2 separate regions of the Homo sapiens genome follow, and region 1 is linked to region 2. Evidence: chromatin loops called from intact Hi-C (ENCODE). Cell type or tissue: heart left ventricle. All regions are shown on one strand. Each heading gives the region's core, and the rest is flanking DNA. Links, peaks and the distances in the headings are about the cores only.

Region 1 (11,471 bases), core at 5,868-8,367, 80 kb before region 2:
AGTAAAACCACAGGCAAAAAGTAACAGCAAGCAGGGCAAGCATCAGGACACGGGGCTGACCAAGATTCAGTAGAACAGGGGCCTCCAGGGAAGGTTCTGTTCATCAGCAGCTGTTCACCATTGATCAGGTGAGGCTGCACTATGAGAGGAACAATGGACTACTTGAATATAGATGCTACCCTCAAGTGGCTTATAGCAGAGGCAAAAGATTCTCCAACAAAATCATTAGTGAGTATAATAATATGAGGGGAAATGCAATTAAGGGTTAAACGGTAGATTCTAAGTGAAAGATGATCTCTGAAAAGTCCAGCTCCCTGGAGGGTATAAAGGGGTGGCGCAGTTAGGTACAGTGGCTCATGTCTGTAATCCCAGCGCTTTGGGAGGCGGAGGTGGGTGGATCACCTGAGGTCAGGAGTTCGAGACTAGCGTGGCTAACATGGCAAAACTCCGTCTCTACTAAAAATACAAAACTTAGCTGGGCATGGTGGTGCGCACCTGAAATCCCAGCTACTCGGGAGGCTGAGGCAGGAGAATCACCTGAACCCAGAAGGCGGAGGTTGCAGTGAGCCGAGATCCTGCCACTGCACTCCAGCCCGGGCAAACAGTGAGACTCCATCTCAAAAAAAAAAAAAAAAAAAAAAAATGTGGGTCGCGCATATCCCAGGACAAGACAAACGGCAGTATCTTTGAAGAAGGACATCTCATGTAAGACAGTTCAGAGGCCAGCGTGGCTGCACTGAGGCTCCTGGGAACAGAGGCACCACAGGCTGGAAAGGTGAGTGGGAAACAGTTGATGGAGGAGGTCATGTCCAAGCAGGATTTCTACTCTTCCATCACTGCAAACCACGTTTATGACGTTTGTCATGTCCACACACCATCTGCAATATGATTAATAGTTTTCTTTAAACTGACTTACTTTTCAACTTAAAGTCACTCAGGAAATGGCCTGCAAAAGTTAAACACAGAGCTCTTATAGGGCCCAGCAATTCCACTCCTAGGAAGACACCCAAGAGAATTGAAAACATGCTTATACAAAAAATTGGACCAGGCATGGTAGCGCATGCCTGTAATCCCAGCACTTTGGGAGGCCGAGGTGGGTGGATCACTTGAGCTCAGGAGTTGAAGAACAGCCTGGGCAATAAAGTGAGACCCTGTGTCTACAAAAAATAAACAAATCAGTTGGGCATAGTGGCACATGCCTGTAGTCCCAGCTATCTGGGAAGCTGAGGTGGAAGATGATCACTTGAGCCTGGGAGTTCAAGGCTGCAATGAGCTGTGATTGTGCCACTGCGCTCCAGCCTGGGTGACCTTGTCTCAAAAAAAAAAAAAAAAAAAAAAAAAGCATATATACGTTTATGGCTATTTATAACAGCCAAAAAGTGGAAACAACTCAAATGCTCACTAATTGATGAATAAATAGACAAAATATGGTCCATCCACCCAATGGAAAGTGATCTAACCATTAAGAGGAATGAGGTACTGATACATGCCTTGGATGAGCCTTGAAAACATTATTCTAAGAAGCCAGTCACAAAGGATCATTCATTGTATGATTCTATTTATACAAAATGTCTAGGATAGGCAAATCTACAGAAACGGAATTAGTTTGTTGGTTACCAGGGGCCGCAGGGAAGAGAGAAAAAAAATGGAGAGCGACTGCTAATGGGGTTCAGGGTTTCTTTCGGGGGTGATGAGAATGTTCTGGAATTAAATAGTGGTGATGGCTTACAACATTATAAATATGTTTAAAACCACTGAATTGTACATTTTAAATGGTTAAAATGTGAATTTTACATTATATGAATTTTATCTCAATTAAAACATTATTTTTAAATGGGATTAAAAAAATCAATATCTCTGAATATAACTCTAAGTTTCCCATGAAAATAAAACACAACGAGAACAAAATAATGTTAGTTCATTCTGGCTTGACATCATTGCCTAACGGCCCGAGCCTGAGACCTGCTCTGTTTCTGTTAGGATGGGGGTCTGGGAGAAAAAAGCACATCAGCACCAACCTGAGGCTTTCTCCTCAGCCCGATCAGAAGGATTTGAAGAGAACAGAAAAGGGACTATGTTTCCCACACAGTGATCTAGTGTTAATTAGTGCCAGGTCTTAAGTACCACCCCGTCCCCAAATCTCACCAGTGCACACCAGGCGCTTGGGGAAACTTTGCTCTAAAGGATGAAACCAATGTTGATGGCCGCCTTCTATGTGCTGGTCACTGCACTTGACTCTTTCCATCAAGTGACGTCATCTATCTCTTATGACAAGCTCTGGTCTCAAGCCCACAGAGACACTGGGAAGCCAGGAGGCAACTTGGAGCGGAAGAGGGACAAGTAAAGAGGAAGGTGACACTGTCAGCATGTTCAGGGTGTGCTGGAGGAGAAAACTCAACAAGAGGGGCAAAAGGTTTCACGACAATGCTCTTCCCCATGGCGGCACTGCTTCCTGCTATGGACTGAACGTGTTTGTCCTCTACAGATTAATTGGTTGAAGCCTAACCCCCCAGTGTGTTGCTTTTAGGAGGTGGGGCCTTTGGGAGGTGATTAGATCATGAGATTAGATCAGATCATGGAGACTTTCTGAATGGGATCAAGGCCCTTATAAGAAGGGACTCAAAATGGATGAAGCAAATGTGGTCTATATACACCACAGAATACTACTCAGCCATAAAAGGAATGAAATCGCATCTTTTGCAGCAATGTGGAAGGAACTAGAGGTCAATATTTTAACTGAAACAACTCAGAAACAGAAAGCCAAATACCGCATGTTCTCACTTACAAGTGGGAGCTTATAATGTGTGTGCACGGACATAGAGTGTGGAATGATAGTGACTTGGGAGGGTGGGAAGAGGGTGAGGGATGAGAAATTACTTAGTAGATACAATGTACATTATTTGGGTGATGGTTACTCAAAAAGCTCAGACTTCACCACCATGCAATATACCCATGTAATAAAACTGCACTTGAACTTAAATGTATGTGAATTTTTAAAAAGGGACATGAGAGAGCTGATTTCCTCTCTCTGCTCTCTGCCACGTGAGAATACAAGGAGAAAGAGGTTATCTATAAGCCAAGAGGAGGGTCTCGCCAAGAACCTCAGACCTCCAGCTCCAGAACTGTGAGAAAATACATTTCCGTCACTTAAGCCACCCATGGTTACAGCAGCCCAAACAAATGAAAGCACTTGTGATAGAGGAATGTGGAAGAAAACTGATAAAAAGCAGGAGGGTGTTGGTTCCGTGAAATGTGGCCTATTTACCCAGTCCAATAATTTGTGCCCATTAAAAACCTGTCCCAGAAAGGTATCTACTAACAAGGAAGCGAATCATGAACTTCGAAGTGAAAAGAGCAAGTGATATCAGGTTTGCAGTACAGATCCATTCATTACACAGTTACTGAGTGCCAACTGTTCGCCTAGCTCTGTAAACAAAACAAAACAAACCCCTGCCTTCACAAAGCTGGTGTCCCAGTGGGTGTGCAGGGAGCATGCTAAGGACGTGCAGAGGAAACTGGACAGCGTTTATGGAGGTGGCCACTGGGTGGGTGACACCACGCTGTTCTTCACTCTCTTCCTTTTGCTCACCTCTATTTTTTGGTTTTCTATATTGAGTGGGTGAGGAGTGTTTTGAAATAAAGGGAAAGCCCAGGCTGGGCGCGGTGGCTCACGCCTGTAATCCCAGCACTTTGGGAGGCTGAGGCGGCTGGATCATGAGGTCAGGAGATCGAGATCACGGTGAAACCCCGTCTCTACTAAAAATACAAAAAAAAAAATTAGCTGGGCACGGTGGTGGGCACCTGTAGTCCCAGCTACTCGGGAGGCTGGAGAATGGCATGAACCCGGGAGGCGGAGCTTGCAGTGAGCCGAGATGGCGCCACTGCACTCCAGCCTGGGGCGACAGAGCGAGAATCCGTCTCAAAAAAAAAGAAATAAAGGGAAAGCCCAAATCTTACAGCAAGGCACCCAAGGCACTCCTGAGTTCTGGCTCTCTATCTCCCAACATAACCTGCACCTGTGTTAGAGCCGCACCTGGGGAGGACGCTCAGGTGGTGCCACATGCTCCACACAGGTGTCTTGCAAAAGCTGTTCATCTGCTGGAGTTGCCCTCCCCATATTCTCTGCCTGGCCTATAAAACCCCCATTCACCCACTAATGCAACTTCCCAAGGGGACCTCCTTCTTCAAATCACTCCTACCTACCTCCACCCAACTCAGCAACAATCCTTTTTCCCTCTGCAGCACTGTCATAAAGAATCCCCGCCGCCCCAGCTCTCACCAATCTCCAGAGGCCTTGCTCAAACCTCAGCCAGCTCCTCTCTGTGTTTTCCTCCTTCCCCCAGCTCCCAGGGATTCCACCCACTTCCCTCTCCTCTTCCATCTCACTCCCACACCTCCCTCGTCTAGATGGACTTTCTCTCCCCACCTGCTGCCCCAAATCTCCGAATAGACACGTGTGCTTCCTGCTGCCCCCAACAATACACCCATGGACTCTTTTACTCCTAAGAAAAATAAGACAATAAACCGATATGCTGTTAAATCACAAAACATCTGCCACCTCCGGTTCTCAGAGTCATTGTTCCTGGATCCATGGCCAGGCCTTGTTGTCTGGGGGTGTGGTTAGCAGGGGGAATGGCTAGGCTCCCAGGCAGGTCCTAGGGAGTTTTGCAAGATTCACCTGTAGGGCTAGGTGGGAACCTCTGTTCCTCCCGGAGTCGACCGGTATGGTTCCACCCTTTCCCCACAGACCCCACACTCATACCAGAAATCTGGGTGTTCTGGTCTCTGAGATAGATAGGCACCTCCCTTCCTGCCTCCCAGACATCTGGAGCCATTGATACTGCTGATGACAGACTCTCAGAACAAGAAAGGGCCTCACATGCATCTAATCAACGGTCTGTTCAGGCTGGGCACAGTGGCTCACGCCCATAATCCCAGTGCTTCAGGAGGCCTAGGCAAGAGGATTGCTTGTGGCCAGCAGTTTGAGACCAGCCTATGCAACATAGTAAGACCCTGTCTCTACAAAAACTAAAAAATTAGCTGGGCATGTGGTATAGTCCTAGCTTCCCCAGAGGCTGAGGCAGGAGGATGGCTTGAGCCAGGAATTTGAGGCTGCAGTGAGCTATGATCACATCATGCACTGCATGGGCAACGGAACAAGACCCTGCCTCTGTTTAAAAGAAATGGATGGGAGGTCTGCTCGACCCAGGCTTGATAAAGCAGTAATTCTCAACTGAAGATGATTTTGCCACCCAGGGCAATGTTTGGAGACATTTTTGATTGTTACAAATCAGGGTGAAGTTAATACTGGTGTATACTGGGTAGAGACCAAGGATGCTGCTAAACATCCTACACTACATGGGACAGGCTCCAACAAAGACCTATTCCACCCCCCAATGTCAATAATGCCAAGGTTGAGAAATCTTGCTGTAACTAAATTCCTCCCAGCACGGGACACTCACTTTCCCCCACCCCAACCCTGTCCCCACCCAGGAAACCCACTGTTCCTACACAGAGTATTTCTGGTTTAATAAATTGCGGTTATCCTTCAGGTCAGGATCTTTGCCTCTAGTCAGCTGAAACCCCCTAAAATCCTTGCTGCCTAGCTGGCACTGGAGGCTGTCAGAAAATGAGTATAAAATCCCTCCTCCACAATTTAATATATGATAAAGGCAGCATTTCAATTCTGTGGGAAGCGATGGATTATTCAATAAATGGTATTGGGACAACTGGCTGGCCATCTGGTAAAAAATAAAGCTAGATCCTCACCTCCCTCCTAAAACCAAAATAAATTCCAGATGGATTAAAGATTTAAATGCAAAAAAAAAGAAGTTAAAGTAGTAAAAGAAAATATGGGAGAATTCCTCTATAATCTCATTGAGTAAGAGGCCTTTCTAAGCAAGACACAAAATGTAGAATATGTGGAAGAAAAGACTCATAAATTGACTACTGAGGAATTTTTTAATGTCTACAGAGTTTAAAAAATCCATAATAAATCACTTTTTCAAAGTTAAACACCAATTTTATAAATTACATTATATATAAAACATATGCCAGGCTAACAGACATGTTCTTTCACAAACAAAAACCGGTTAAAAATCAATAAGTAGAAAAAAATAGGCAAAAAAGAAGAAGCAGTTCACAGAAAAAGAAATAGAGCTTTCAAACATAAAAATGTTCTCATAAGCAAAGAGATGTAAATTAAGATGATAGCGAGATACTAGTTTTTCACTGATCAGATTGGCAAAATGAAAAAGTTTGATAATATTCTATGTTGGTAAGGAGATGGGGAACAAGCTGTCTGAGGGAAGTGTGAACAGATCCTGTACAGAAAGCAATTCAGCAACATCAATCCACATTTTAAAGCACATATCCTCCGTCCTCATGATTCCAATGCGACACCTATCCTTGCACGTCGTCAAACCCACAGAGGTAAACATATATAGGAATGCTCACTACCTTATTGTTTATAATAGCTAAAGACTCTCAACAGCACCAATGTCGATCATCAGGGGACTGGTTAAATACATTATGCATCATAAAAGGGAATGCTAGGAAACCCTTAGAGGAGTATGAGGCAGCTCTATGTATCAATCCCCATGAGACATTATTAAAAGGAAAAGCTACATATGAAACAACACTATAATATATTTCCACTTATGTGAAGAAAAATGGGGTGGGTACAGAGTCAATCACTCATTCAACCCATATTTATTAAGCACCTACAATGTCCTAAGCACTGTTCTAGGTGATGGGAATTCTACCAGGAGTAAGTCTGCCAAGATATCCATAGGTTGCACATGCTTGGAAAATTACTGGAAGAAAATACAGGAAACTGGTTCTAGGAGACTCTCTGGAGTTGTCAGATTTAGCAAATAAAACTACAGAATGCCCAGTTAAACCTGAATAGCACATAAACAACAAATAGTGTTTTAGGATAAGTTGGTGCTATGCAATATTTGGGACATACTTATACTAAAAAGGTGTTCCTTGTTTACCCAAAATGCAGACTGAACCAGGCATCCTGTTAACTGGGCAACCTATTCTGGGGGTGAGGAGTGAAGTTCTGGGGAATGAAGCATCTACCACAGGAGAGAGATATCCTCTTCAAGCTACTGTGTGTTGTAACACATTGTACTGTTTGCCATTATAACCGGGAGGATGCACTGCTTGTGTTGTTATTTATTTAACGACACGAATGAGTAAGAAGAGAGAAGAAATTCCACAGACGTAAGGCCAAACTCAGTGCAAGCTGCAAAGTGCATTCCTCGCCAGCTCAGCTCACAGAGTCAGCCTGGCAGCCCTGCGGCCACATTCCAGGGCCGGCTGCTTCTCTAAATGGAAGCAATGGATCCCACACTCTAGCAGTAAGTCAGCAAGCAAGACTCCGAGCTGTGCTATTTTTTTTTTATTAAAAAAAAAAAAAAGAAAAAAAAAGGACCAATGCAAAGAAAGAAATGTAGAAAACAGTGAAGAGAAGAAAACACCAGAAACACCAGGCATGCTAAAAGCTGGCCTTTTCCATGACAATACGGAGAAATAAAACATCAGATTTCTTAAAAAGCCTGGTTTTAAGGATCTCTTGGGCCTCTCAGATCATCTCCATCTGTCCTTGCCTCTTTCTTAGGGGAGATTTTACCACTCAAAGAGGAAAAGTGCCTTTTATGTAAAAATCCCCCAACTTTTAAATCCCAAATATTTTGAGTACTACCAATAACTGACATGTATAAAGCACTGAAGCACTTACTATATGCTAGATACTCTTCTAAGTGTTGTGGTTTTTTGTTGTTGTTGTTGTTGTTCTTTTGAGATGAAGACTCGCTCTGTCACCCAGGCTGGAGTGCAGTAGTGCGATCTCAGCTCACTGCAACCTTCACTTCCCGGGTTCAAGCGATTCTTCTGCCTCAGCCTCCCAAGTAGCTGAAATCACAGGCACCCACAACCATGTCTGGCTAATTTTTGTATTTTTAGTAGAGATGGGGTTTCGCCATGTTGGCCAGGCTGGTCTTGAACTCCTGGCCTCAAGCAATCCACCTGCCTCAGCCTCCCAAAGTGCTGGGATTACAGACATGAGCCACCACGCCCAGCTTCCTCTAAGTGTTTTAGCCAATACTGACATATTTAATTCTTTCAACAACCCCAAGAGATAGATGCTATTATCACCCCTCTTGCACCTATGTGGAAAATGAGGCACAGAGTGGCTTGACAATTAGCAGAAATCACACAGCTGGAACATAGGAAATCTGGGATTTGAGCCCAAGTAATCTGACCCTAGAGCCCACCCCCTTAGCTGCAGGCCAGGTTCATCCTGGGTACCCTTGGTGAACAAGGTAGACACACCCCCTGCCATCGTGGCCCTTATAGCTCATGAGGGAATCTAGCTATTCACAAGGAAATAGACAAGCTAATGGCAAACAGTGCTAAGTTCTAGGGCAGACACAAACGAGGACTTGAAATAGACCACATATTCATTTAGTCGACACATATTTAATAAGACCACATATTCATTTAGTCGACACATATTTAATAAGGGCCTATGGTGTGCCAGCGTCGTTGCAGACACCAGAGGATGGAGCAGTGGATGAAACAGAGATCCTTAACCTCATGAAGCTTACCATCCTAATCAATATCCAGAAGGAACTTGAAACAGGATGTTAGCAAGGGCCTGTCAAAGGGGGAGACATTTAAGTTGAGACTAGAGTGAGAGCTCACCATGTAAAGAGAAGAAAAAGTATTCCAGGCAGTGGGAACCACTTTCTGCAAAGACCCTGGGTGGAAAGAGTTTCAGTTTCTCCTATCTCCAAGAACAATTCCACTGCTGCTTTCCCCTCTCCGGCATTCTCCTCTTCTCCATCCAAAACCCATAGTTAAAAGCGTATTTTAATACTCTCTTCCCTCCCAGCTATCTGAAAGATCTAGGGTAGAAATCATTTACTTTCTCATATTCCCAAGGCATGTGCTTGCTAATTAATCAAAGTATTATTTATTGTGACTAACAAAATTAAGGCATTTCTGATTGTTCATGCTCTGATGAAGCTTTGAGAATCTTTGCTGCTGTTAGGGGGGAAATGATGTGGTAATACCAATCCCCAGATGTACGGAGCAGACCTGTCTCCATACGCTTAGAAAAAACTAGGACAGAAACCAGGAGAATCTCTATCACTCCCCCACACACACGTGGGTGCACACACACACACACACACACACACACTTAAGTTCCCTTCCGGATCCTACTCACAAAAGCCTGGGGCCATGTATTTTTGTCCTGAGCAGGACAACAAAAGCGGGGCTCTTTACCACAGCTCTGAGTCAGGGGAGGGTTTAGAAATAACATAAGTAGGCTGGGCGTGGCAGCTCACACCTGTAATCCCAGAACTTGGGGAGGCTGAAGCAGGAGGGCTCCTGAGGCCAGGAGTTTGAGACCAGCCATGCAACATAGCAAGACTTTGTCTCTACAGAAAAAGGAAAAAAAAAAAAAAAGAAAAGAAAAAACTAAAAATTAGGTAGACATGATGGCTTATGCCTGTAGTCAAAGCTACTCAAGAAGTTGAGGTGGGAGGATGGCTTGAGCCCAGTAGTTCAAGGTTACAGTGAACTACGATCGTGACACTGCACTCCAGACTGGGTGACAGAGTGAGACCCTATCTCAAAAAAAGGAAGGAAGGAAGGAAGGGAGGGAGGGAGGGAGGAAGGAAGGAAGGAAGGAAGGAAGGAAGGAAGGAAGGAAGGAAGGAAGGGAGGAAGGGAGGGAGGGAAAAACTTTTGAGCTCAGTTCCTGAACGCATTATCATCAAGAGATGACAGTTACCATCATTACTGTGCAGATAATAATGGTGAGGGGTGAGAGACTGGAGCCAGACAACTTAGGTTTCGAACACTAGCTAGAGTCTAGCTGAGCCTCAGCTTCCCCGTCTGTAAAATGGGGACTGCTATAACAGTGCTTATTCCTCAAAGGATGCTGAAAGGGTCAAATAAACAACTGCAGGAAAATGATATAGAATAGAGCTCGGTACAGAATAAGTATTATACTAACTTAATTGTTAACCTCAAAATGGTAGGGGCAAAGGCATCACAGTTGCATAAGATGTTAGCATTAGGGGGAAACTTTGGGTGAGGGGTATGCAGTGGAACTCTCTGTAAATGTTTTGCAACTTTTCTAAAAATCTGAAATTATTCCAAAAATTAAAAGGTTATTTTTTCTAAAGGCAGGGGCAAATGTTTTTTCATTGTCTTCTTGGATCTTCTCCCTTATAAGGAGAAAAATCCAAGTTTCAGAAAATATATGGCATTGTCCATACAGATAAGAGCCCCACCCCACCCTACATACCCTCCAGTTTCCCCCAAGCTGCCCTCTGTCTGCTGGGTGAGGCTGTTTATCAACTGGCTTTGAGTTAAAATCAAATCTCTTCCTGGGGGTAAAAATTCCAACAGACCCAGACCTACAACTGCCATCAAGTTTTCTCTTTCTTTCAGTGAATATTTTTTCAGTGCCTACTGTGTACCAGGTACCAATCCAGTAGCAGTGAAACCATAACGAACAAGGCACACACACTCAGCCACAGTGTCTGTCTGCACCAGCTCTGAGATGTCTGCACCAGCTCTGAGACTTCCAGTGTGTATTTGCAAACCCAGACTGACTTTTATGGCCTCCAATGTTGGGGAATGATCATTGCAGGGTGTCTTCTTGACCACTCGAATTTTTGGGACCTCAGAGAAAATGCTGCCACCAGCCAATTCCCACAAGACACTTCAGGGAAGAGAACCTCACAGTCTCAGACAACAGGCTGCAACTCCTGGGGAACCTGAACAGGCTGGTTGCTGGGCAGGCCTGGTAGAATTAACCCAACTTCCCATTTCATTCCTACTTGACATTCCAGAGAGATGGGCTGGAGAAATCTGCCTTGTCTGTCTTTAAAAGAAGACATTTCTCCCACGGCTTCCTCCTCTTCGAATTCCCTCATCTATCCATCTACTCTCACTCCCCTTCCGCTCTCAAAGCTGTTTCCTGCTGATAAAAACACCCCACAACTTCCAGTCTGCGTAGTGAGATTGCAGCCAGCAGGCTCTAAATGCCGACATACTCCCAATCAAGCAGCAGGCGCCCCCGTTGAGTTAACGATTTTTTTTAAGCAAGAGAACCCATGCTGTCTACTTACCCTTAGGATACAGCCCATTGGGAGAGGGGGTGGGTATGATCGATCATAAAGGACTGGCTGCAGAGAGAGAGGCTCTTGCTGTGCTGTATGAACTATAGGCAATTTGCAAAGATTATATCCCAAACGCTCACGTGCTCAGAGCCCCAGGATGACAGACACAATTAATATTTTTCAAACTATCCTTGGCAATTGTGTTTTGATTAGGAAAAAAAATTAATCTTGTAGATTAGAGAGAGCTGTTCCAGTGTGGGGGAGAGACAGAAGTGACCCTATCAGCTCAGGATCCCCATAGGAGAGGGGGCGGTCAAGAAGGAC
Region 2 (11,471 bases), core at 4,538-7,037:
AAGTTTGATAAAAGACATGAATATAAACATCCAAGAAGCTCAGCAAACTTCAAGTAGGAATAACTCAAAAAGACCCACACCAAGACATTATAATCAGACTGTCTGAAGCCAAAGACAAAAAGAGAATCTTTAAAGTGTAAGAGAGAAGTGACTCATCATATACAAGGGATCCTCAATAAGATTATCTGCAGATTCTTATCAGAACTTCAGCAGTTAGAAGGTAGTGGGCTGATGCATTCAAAATGCTAAAAGAAAAAATAATCAACCCAAAATTCTCTAACTGTCAAAACCGTCCTTCAAAAGTGAGAGAAATTAAGACATCCCCACATAAGCAAAAGCTGAGTTTGTCACCACTAGAGCTGCCATGCAAGAAATACTAAACTAAAGGAAGTCCAGCAGGTTGAAATCAAAGTGCACTGGACAGTGTCTTGAAGCAATGTAAAGAAATAAATATTTCAGTAAAAGTAAATACATGGGCAATTATAAAAGCTAATATCATCATAAAATCCACTTACTGTTTTCTCCGTGATTTAAGAGACTAATGCATTATTTAAAATTACTACTTTATGTTTTTGGGTGCACAATGTATGAAGATGTAATTTTATGACATTAATAACTGAAAGGGATGGGGACAGAGGTATTAGAAGCAGAGATTTTGTATGTTATTAAAGTTAAGTTGGTATGAATTCAAATTAGAATATTCTGACTTTAGGATTTTAATGTAATCCCCATGGTAACAACATAGAAAATAATTATAGAATATACACACAAGGGAATGAGAAGGGAATTAAAACATTTCACTGCAAAAAAAAAAAAAAAAATCAGCTAACCACAAAATAAGATAGCAATGCAGGAAAAGAAGAACAAGAAAAGCTATAAGTTATATAAAAAACAAATATCAAAATGAGAAAAGTAAGTCTCTCATTCTCAGTAATTACTTTAAATGTAAATGGATTAAACTCTCAAATCAAAAGACAGAGATTGGCAGAATAGATTTTCAAAAATGCGACCTAACTATATGCTGTCTACAACAAGAGAACTCACCTTAGGCCAGGCATGGTTGCTCACACCTGTAATCTCAGCACTTTGGGAGGCCAGGGCAGGCAGATCACCTGAGATCAGGAGTTCAAGACCAGGCTGGCTAACGTAGTGAAACCTCATTCTACTAAAAACACAAAAAAAAATAGCCAGGCGTGGTGGTGGGCACCTATAATCCCAGCTACTACAGAGGCTGAGGCAGGAGAATCACTTGACCCTGGTAGGTGGACTTTGCAATGAGCCGAGATCAAGCCACTGCACTTCAGCCTGGGTGACACAGCAAGACTCCATCTCAAAAATAAATAAAGAAATAAATAATAAAGAGATCCTACTTTAGATCCAAAGACACAAATAGGTTGAAATTAAAAAATGTGAAAGCAGGGTCTGAAAGAAATATTTGTACCCATGTTGACAGCAGCATTAGTCACAGTAGCTAAAACATGAAAAGATAAGCAAAATGTAGCATATACATACAATGAAATATTATTCAGCCTCAAAAAGAAGAAAATTCTGACACATGCTACAACATGTATGAACCTTGAGAACATGATGCTAAGTGAAAGAAGCAAGTCATAAAAAGACAAATACTGTATGATTGCACTTATACGATATTGTTTTAATGTGCCTCCCCCACCCCCCCAGATTTCATGTGTTGGAAAGTTAATCCCCAGTGTGGTAGTATTAATAGGTGGGGCCCTTAAGTGATGGTTGGATCATGATGTGGTCTGCCCTCATGAGTGAATTAATGGGTTAATAAATTAATGTCTTATAATGGGAGGGGAACTGGTGGCTTTATGTGAAGAGGAAGAGAGATCTGAACAAGTACATTAGTATGGTCAGCCCCCTCACCATATAATACCCTGAGCTACCTCTGCAATCTTCAGAGAGTCCTCACCAACAAGAAGGCTCTCACCAGATGTGGCCCCTCAACCTTAGACTTCTCAGCCTTCATAACTGTAAGAAATAAATTCCTTTTCTTTATATTACCCAGGTTCAGGTATTCTGTTATAAGCAACAGAAAATGGACTAATACATATGAGGTACCTAGAGTAGTCAAAATCATAGGGACAGAAAGTAGAATGGTGGTTGCTGGGGGCTGGGAGCAGGAAGAAATGGAGCATTATTGTTTAATGGGTATAGCTTTGGCTTTGCAAGACGAAAAGAGTTCCGGAGATGGATGGTGGTGATGGTGGCACAACAACATGAATGCACTTAACATCACTGGACTACACTTAAAAATAGCTAAGATGGGCCGGGCACGGTGGCTCACACCTGTAATCCCAGCACTTGGGAGGCCAAGGCAGGCAGATCACTTGAGGTCAGGAATTCGTGACCAGCCTGGCCAACATGGTATAACCCCATCTCTACTAAAAATACAAAAATTAGATAGGTATGCTGGCATGTGCCTGTAATCCTAGCTACTCGGGAGGCTGAGGCAGAAGAATCATTTGAACCTGGGAGGCGGAGGTTACAGTGAGCCAAGTTTGAGCCACTGCACTCCAGTGGCTCGAGATGGAGCCACTCACCCAGGCTGGAGTGCAGTAGTGCGATCTCAGCTCACTGCAACCTCCACCTCCAGGGTTCAAGCAGTCTCTTGTCTCAGCCTCCTGAGCAGCTGGAATTACAGGTGCTCACAACCATGCCCAGCTAATTTTTTGTATTTTTAGTAGAGACGGGGTTTCACCATGTTGGCCAGGCTAGTCTCAAACTCCTGACCTCGTGATCTGCCCGCCTCGGCTTCCCAAAGTGCTGGGATTACAGGCATGAGCCACTGTGCCCAGCAGATGGCTACCTTCTTTAAAATACTTTTTTGTTATAGTATAACATCTATGCAATAAGCTGTACATGCAACAGACTATGTTTTTTATATATGTATATACCCACATGACTTCCACCAGGTCAACATACAGAAAAGTTCTAGTTCCCCAGAAACTCTTCTGTACCTTTTCCCAGGAAATATTACCTCAAAAGGGAGCCACTGTCTGACTTTCATCATCATAGATTAGGTTTTGTTGCTGTTGTTGTTAGAATCTTTTAAATTGTGGTATAAATATATAACATAACATTTACCATCTTAGCCTTTTTAAGTTTGTAGTTCAGTGGTGTTATGTACATTCATATTGCTGTGCAACCAATCTGCAGAACTCTTTTCATCTTGCAAAACTGAAACTCTATACCCATTAAACAACTATCCATTTCCTCTGCCCCAAGCTCCTGGCAATCACCATTTTACTTTCTGTCTCTATGAATTTGACTACTCCAGGTACCTCGTAAAAGTAGACTCATACAGTGTTTGTCTTTCTGTAATTTCACTTAGCATAACGTCTTCAAGGTTCATTCATGTACCATTGTGTGTCAGCATTTCCTTCCTTTTTAAGGTTGAGATGGTAGATTAGTTTTCCCTGTTCTTGAGTTTCATATGAATAAAATCATACGGTTTCTGGATTCTTTCACTTGACATAATGTCAGTAAGATTCATCCATGCTTTTGTGTGTATCTGTGTTCGTTCTTTTGTATTGCTGTTCATGAATATATCACAGTGTACTTATCCATTAAATGTTGATAGTTACTTGGGTTATTTCCAGTTTAGGACTACTTTGGAAAACCCTACCATAAGCATCCTTGTACATGTCTTTTTGTGGACATACGTGCCTATTTCTCTTAGGAATACACCCAGAAGTAGAATTACTAAAATTTAAGTCCTTTAGACTGACTCTGAACAGTTGGATCTGTGATGCCACGTGGTCCTGTATCTACCCCACTCCCTGAGCTAAGTTCCCCTTCAGAAAGGAGGTTTTGTCTTCCTCTTCCCTTGAAGAGCCTCCAGTACCTAGGTGGGGTCTCAGAGTACAGCAACAAACAGGAACTTGAACAGGAAGTAATCGTGGGTAAAATGCTGCGTAATAATGAACACAGCACAATTGAACCCAGTATTCAGGTCAGGGAAAGTTCTTGTTTGGTTTACTAAATTCTAGAAAGGGAAACTGAAAAAAATGAAGGTACGAGGGCACAAACAAAGAGGTCAGACATCCAGACTGAAGCATCATTCCCATCACAGTCGTCTGGTCCTCCCAGCAGTAATAGTACAGTAATGGGGCTCAGATTCAAGGACAGACTTGTGATTCTAAAATTCCAGCTCCATAACCCTCTTCATTCAAGGAGGCAGGGGAGGAAAGTCAGAGGCCTGCTCATTAAGTATTAGAGAGGTGTTAAAAACCTATTAGCACCGATCTGGCACTTTCTCCTTGATGGTTTTAGAATAATTGAAAGCAAGTTAAATAAGGAAGGACTCTCATTGTGAGATTCAGTGGGACTTGATGCCACGTTAAAGTAATACTAAAAGCCATTGCAGGGACCCTATTTGGGAAGGAGGATGCTAAGGGGTGACTGAGTCCAAATAGGGAATGCGTTCTCTTTCTCTTTCCTCCCATGATGCTGTCTGGAAAGGAGGAACCGCAAATGCCTTCTGCATAGACAGCCTGAATTGGGCAGGCTAGACAGCTCTGCTTACCCTTCCCCACATGGTGTTCCTCAGCAGGGCCAGGACTAGAGTAAGGAGAGAAAGATGCTTGCCCTGAGTGCAAAATTAAAGGGATGCCAAAAAATCAGTAAGTAAGGCCAGGCGTGGTGGCTCATGCCTATAATCCCAGCACTTTGGGAGGCCAACATGGGTGGATAACTTGAGGTCAGCAGTTTGAGACCAGCCTGGCCAACATGGCGAAAGCCTGTCTCTACTAAAAATACAAAAATTAGCCAGGTGTGGTGGCATATGCCTGTCATCCCAGCTACTTGGGAGGCTGAGGCAAGAGAATCACTTGAACCCACGACGTGGAGGTTGCAGTGAGCTGAGATCATGCCACTGCACTCCAGCCTGGGCGACAGACTCCATCTCAAAAAGGAAAAAAAAAAATCAGTAAGCAAGATAAACAACATTTAATGCAATATTTAAAAACATCAAAACTAATGCAAAAAATCCCTGATGAGGGAAATATCAACTTTTAAAATAAATATAGGTTATGGTGGGCAGAATTAGGGTAAGGCCAAGTCATGTAAGTGCAGAGTAGCTCCACTAAGACGTTAAGATTAAATGAGCTAATGCATGTAACATGCTTAGAACAAGCCCTCAATGTGTTTTAATTATTAGCATTATCGTTACCATACTACTACTACTGCTACTACTACAGCTACTACTATTACTATTACTACTATTTTTGCTGTAGGAAAGAGATAGTTGTTTTATTACCAAGTGGAGTGGGGGTCTGCTGTTCCTGTCCTTGCCTGTAAGAAGTTTTTCCTGATTCCTAGGGTTTAAATTAGATGTTCCTTCCCTGTGATCCTCTGGCATCCTGAACTGGCCTGCACTTACACAGCATTGTGTTGTCTGTTTACTTGGCCATGGTCTTCATCAACTCAGGCCGCCAGAACAAAATATCACAGATTAGGTAGCTTGAACAACAGACATTTATTTCTCACAGTTCTGGAGGCTGGGAAGTCCAAGTTCAAGGTGCCACCTGATCCGGAGTCTGATGAGGGCTCCCTTCCCCTCTTGCAGGCAGCAACCTTCTCAGTTTATCTTCACAAGATGGAAAAAGAGAGTTCTGGCCTCTTCCTCTTCTTAGAATGACGTTAATCCCATCAGGAGGACCACGACCTCCCCTAAACCTGATTATCTCTCAAGGACCTCACCTCCAAATACCATCACACAGGCCTTAGGGCTTCAACACATGAATTTGGGGGAAACACAAATACTCAGTCCATCACATTCATCTCCCTGGGTAGCTTAGGACCTCTGTGAAGGCAGAGATAGTCCTATTTTGCTTACCAATTTATCCTTCCCTGGGCCAAACACAGTGCCTCACACATAATAGCTACTGGAACTATATTTATTCTCTTAGATCAGTGTGAATCAGTGTCCACACATCTCTCCTCTAACCTTCTTCACAAGGATGCAGTAAATTGGTTGGCGAGAGATGTGGAGTGGCAACCATTTACATACTTGTCAACTCTCTTATTTAGTCTGAAGTCATATAATAATAAAATTATCATTATTTCTTTCAGTGCTAACATTTATTGAGGACTTCATATGTGCTGAGCATTCTACTAACATTTTTCAATGTATCAACTCATTTAATCCTCATGGTAATCATATAGGTAGGTGATATCACTTTCCCCTTTTAAAGATGAAGAAACTGAGGCACAGAGGAGTCAAGTGTGTGCCCAAGGTCACTCAGTTACTAGCGTAGGACAGCTGTGCTCCATCCACCCCACTCTGACTCCCGAATCTATGCTCCTGAGTATCCAATGAGATGGGGCTCCCAGGCTAACAGAACCCTCCCGCCCACATCTGTGAAAAGATGCCAGCTCTATTACCCCTCCACCCCCAGGCAATCTTTACTTACTCCCTCCTACAACAAGAGATTGCCAACGGCGAGAACAGATGAGAAGGAGAAAATAGGTTCTGTCATTTCTCTAAGAGGCCACCTGATCCCTTCAGGTTGAAAAGAAATGTTTAATACAACATCTCTCTCTGTCCTGGAATTCTTTTCTATGCTTGGCTGGTCAGCTTAATCTTCAACTGGCCAAGCAGAATGCCCATCCATAATACTGCTTCCGGATGTAGTGTGACCTGGAGAGGGGAGGTTTCAACAAGCAACCACAGCGCCAAATGTAGAAAGCACAAACTACTCAGTTAAAGGGATACTTACCACACACTTTCTCTGCTTTTGTATTTTCATTGGTACATTCCAGGTTTGGGTGTTTTTTTTAAACAAATGTCAAGGTATAAACATAGTATGTTTTCTTCCACTGCCCTGGCCCTGAATTCTTTTTGTCTTTTCTTTTCTTTTCTTTTCTTTTCTTTTCTTTTCTTTTCTTTTCTTTTCTTTTCTTTTCTTTTCTTTTAGATAGGGTCTCACTCTGTCACCCAGGCTAAAGTGTGATTATGAGTCACTGCAGCTTCGACCTCCTGGGGTCAAGTGATCTTCGCACCTCAGCCTGCTGAATAGATGGGACTACAGGCACACACCACTACACCCTGGCTCATTTTTTCTTTTCTTTTTTGTTTTTTTGTTTTTGTTTTTTTTTTTTTTTTTGAGACCAAATCTCACTCTGTTGCCCAGGCTGGAGTGCAGCTCACTGCAACCTCTGCCTCCCAGGTTCAAGCGATTCTCCTGCCTCAGCCACCCGAGTAGCTGGGACTACAGGCGCATGCCACCAAGTTCGGCTAATTTTTCATATTTTTAGTAGAGATAGGGTTTCACCGTGTTAGCCAGGATGGTCTCCATCTCCTGACCTCATGATCCGTCCACCTCAGCCTCACAAAGTGCTGGGATTACAGGCTTGAGCCACTGCACCCAGCCCATTTTTTCTATTTTTTGTAGAGACAGGTTCTCATTTTGTTGCCCAAGCTGGTCACAAACTCTTGGGCTCAAGCCATTCTCCCACCTTGGGCTCCCAAAGTGCCAGGACTGCAGACATGAGCCACCATGCCTGGCCTGCCCTCAATTCTTTAGACAATTGGATAGAATAGAATTACTTAATATTTGAATTCACTTTAAAATATGACGTTTTACTTGCATTCATTTTTAGAACAGTTAATGTGTTCATTTTTTAAGAGCTAAAATAATATAAAAAGGTTTTCATGGAGAGGAGCATCTCCCGTCCTAGCCTTTCTCTTCACCCCCTAGAGGTAATCATATTTATTAGTTTATCGTTTCTTATTCTTCTTTCCATACTTCCTTTATTAAATTTACTTATTTAAATATTTTTAAAAATCAATGCTGCATATATTCTGATATATTCTTCCTTTCCTCTTTTCTTACAGAAAAAAAAGTATCTCACTATGTAAAATATTCTGCACTTTATTTTTTCACGTAACAATCTTTCTGGGTTGGGTGCAGTGGCTCACACCTGTAATCCCAACACTTCGGGAGGCTGAGGTGGGAGGATTGCTTAAGCTCAGGAGTTCAAGACCAGCCTTAGCAACATAGTGAGACCCTGTCACTATTAAAAAAAAAAAAAAAGTTAAAATTAGCTGGGTGTGGTGGCATACGCCTATAGTCCTGGCTATTCAGGAGGCTGAGGTGGGAGAATCACTTGAGCCCGGGAGTTTGAGGCTGCAGTGAGTTATGATTGCACCACTGCACTCCAACCTGGGCAACAGAGTGAGACCCTGTCTCTACAAATCAAATAAAATAAACAAAAGAAAAACAAAAAACTCACAACTTTTCTGGAGTTCTTTCTGTATCAGAACATAGAGAACTTCATCAATCATTACAGCTGTATCATATTCTGTATAACTGTTAGTTTAACCAGTCCCTCATCAGTAAAAACTTGGGTCATCTCCAAACTTTTGCTATTGCAAATGATGCTACAACAAATGACCTTGGACATACATCATCTCCTCCCCACAGCAGTGCAACTGTCGAATAAATTCCCAGAACTAGGGATTGCTAGGTCAAAGGGTAAGTGCATTTTCAAGGCTGATAGATGTCCCCAGCTTGCCCTCCACAGAGGCTATGGCCTTCTGTACTCATCCTACTCATGATGACAATGCCAGTTTCCCCCACAGCGGTACGCACAACATTGTCATGCTTTTCTATTTTGGCCAAGCTGATAAGTGATAAATAGTCTCTTGGTGGAATTTTAATTTTCATTTATCTTATTATGAATGAGGTTGAGCATCTCTTCATAAGAATGGCACATTAAAAACACTTTTATTGTGAGTGACAGAAGCTCTTTAGGGCTAACTCAAGCAAATGAAGGGGAAATTACTACAAGAATTAAGAGGTGTCTCATGCCGCCAAGAGCAGCAATCCAGCGAGGCCCCCAGATCTAGAAAACAAAAAATGTGAATTGGATTGATCTCTCTCTCCTCTCCTCTCATCTACTTTTCTCTTTCCAAATTGGGAAATACCTCCTTCCTGAGTGTAGGAGTGTGTGTGCCTCCCCACATCCCCCCAGTGTACCTGACACAATCTCCATCCCCCGCACATGCTCTCACATAGTCTCAATTCCAAATTCCCAGAGAGAGACTCTAATTGATTAATCTTTCTTCCACAGTGCATCCCTAGTCCAATTTGCCATAGTGGGAGGTGGGAGAACGATAAGAATCAGAAAATACAATTGCTTCCCCCCGATAATGCAATGCCAATAGGAAACCAAGGGTCCCTTCACTGACCATCCCTTCTCCCAGTGTGATTCTCCCAAAAAGATAGAGGGCTCCTATGTTTTTGCAAAGCCCCATGTGAAGGATAGTCTACTCTTCTCTGTATGGCCCCAGTGCTTTTCCAAGCTAATCATGGTAATTCCGTGCCCTTTGCTAGTAATGGGTTTAGAAATAGACCTGTGATTCAGTTCTAGCTAATGATACATAAGGAAACATTCCTCACAGCTAAAAATAGATACAATGTCAAGACGGCCACTCTCCTGTTACTGTATGTTGTTGTGTCTGTGTGTGATTCTATCAATTAGCTTTCGCTACATTAAAAACCACCCTACAGTGGGGTGCGATGTCTCACGCCTGTAATCCCAGCACTTTGGGAAGCCAAGGCAGGCGGATCACCTGAGGTCAGAAGTTCGAGACCAGCCTGGCCAACATGGCGAAATCCTGTCTCTACTAAAAATACAAAAATTAGCCGGGCGTGGTGGCACGCACCTCACCTGTAATCCCAGCTACTCAGGAAGCTGAGGCAAGAGAATCGCCTGAACCCAGGAGAATCGCGGAGGTTGCAGTGAGCCGAGACCGTGCCACTGCACTGCAACCTGGGTGATAGAGTGAGACTCCGTCTCAAAACAACAACAACAACAAAAAAAAAACCCTAGGCCAGTTGCAGTAGCTCACACCTGTAATCTCAGCACTTTGGGAGGAAGAGTGGGAGGATCATTTAAGGCCAGGAGTTCAAAACCAGCCTGAGCCACATAGCGAGACTCTGTCTCTACAAAAATAAAAATAAAAATTAGCCAGGCACAGCGGCGGATGCCTGTAGTCCAGTTAATTGGGAGGCTGGGGCAGGAGGGTTGCTTGAGCACAAGAGGTCAAGGCTGCAGTAAGCTATGATTGTGCCACTGCACTCCAGCCTGGGTGACAGAGCAACACCCTGTCTCGAAAAGAAAAAACACACACATACAAATTCAGCGACAATACAGAATCACCTATTATTTCTCATGATTTTGTAGGTTAGCCAGCTGGTTCTGATCTGAGCTAGCTCAGCTAGGACTGCATGGTCTAGGATGCCTTCATTCACATGTCTAGCAGTTCACAAGCTGTTTGATCTACAAGGGACAGCTGAGGATGGCTCATCTTGACTACATCAGGAACCTAGTCCAGGCTTCCTAACATGATATGTCAGGCTCTCAAAGTACAGTAAGAGGGTTGGGCAGGGGTCCGGGGAAGCACTTTTCTTTTCTTTTTATTTATTTATTTTTTTTTTGAGACAGAATTTCTCTCTTGTTGCCCAGGCTGGAGTGCAATTCTCAGCTCACTGCAACCTCCGCCTCCTGGGTTCAAGTGATTCTCCTGCCTCAGCCTCCCGAGTAGCTGGGAAGACAGGTGCCCACCACCACGCCTGGCTAATTTTTTGTGTTTTTAGTAGAACAAGGTTTCACCATGTTGGCCAGCCTGATCTGCCTGCCTGCCTCGGCCTCTCAAAGATTACAGGTGTGAGCCCCCGCGTCAGGCCTTTTTTTTTTTTTTTTTTTAGACAAAGTCTCACTCTGTCCTTCAGGCTGGAGTGCAGTGGTACAATCTCGGCTCACTGCAACAATCTCGGCTCACTGCAACCTCCACTCCCAGGTTCAAGTGATTCTCCTGCCTCAGCCTCCCAAGTAGCTGGGATTAAAGGCATGTGCCATCATGCCCAGCTAATTTTTGTATTTTTAGTAGAGAAGGGGTTTCACCATGTTGGCCAAGCTGGTCTCAATCTACTGACCTCAAGTGATCCACCCGCCTCAGCCTCCCAAAGTGCTGGGATTAAAGGTGTGAGCCACCGCGCCCTGCCCAAGCACTTTTCAAATATCTTCAAGCATCACATTTGCTGTTGTCCCATTGACCAAAGCAAGCCACGTGGCTAAGCCTGGTTGGGTGGAGAAATAGACCATATTTCTTTATGGGAGGGGATAAAATGTAGTGCAGCAATTTTTGCAGTCTATCTTGGCGACCCCTAGAACTCTGCTATCTTGGGACTATGAGGGGTACTAGCCTGAGGATGGCAGAAGATGGGAAGGATTCTCTATGATGACATTGAACCACTGAATTTACTAACCCTGAAGAGGTGCTACCTTGGAAGTTTTTGTTATGTGAGCTGATTAATTTTCCTTTCTGTTTAAGACAGTTGAACTGATATTAACCGATGTATATTATTTTTGTATATCAGTTGAGGTGTTACAAGGGGAGGTCAGTTCCCAGACGATAAGAGGTGGTTCACCCACTGCCA

Evidence for each region. Peaks named below come from ENCODE experiments on the same cell type or tissue, not always from the same donor. Only the 100,000 strongest peaks of a DNase experiment are listed, where the experiment ranks them.
Region 1: a loop joins it to region 2, with 1.9 times the contacts of the local background. A loop is called at or near these places in 12 of 110 quality-filtered maps.

Annotation. Positions count from the first base shown.
Region 1 is chr16:23,900,999-23,912,469 of GRCh38, reverse strand. All of the region lies in intron 2 of PRKCB (protein kinase C beta), which reads right to left. Among named protein-coding and RNA genes, the nearest start is that of PRKCB, 71 kb to the right of the region's middle. RefSeq lists a silencer at 8,180-8,365, a cis regulatory region at 10,999-11,016 and an enhancer at 10,935-11,079. In heart left ventricle, for the core only: no CTCF peak of the experiment used is centred there; a DNase peak (open chromatin) is centred at 7,299.
Region 2 is chr16:23,819,169-23,830,639 of GRCh38, reverse strand. No RefSeq gene overlaps it. Among named protein-coding and RNA genes, the nearest start is that of PRKCB, 11 kb to the left of the region's middle. RefSeq lists enhancers at 3,901-4,000, 4,031-4,170 and cis regulatory regions at 3,711-4,083, 8,267-8,770. In heart left ventricle, for the core only: no CTCF peak of the experiment used is centred there; no DNase peak of the experiment used is centred there.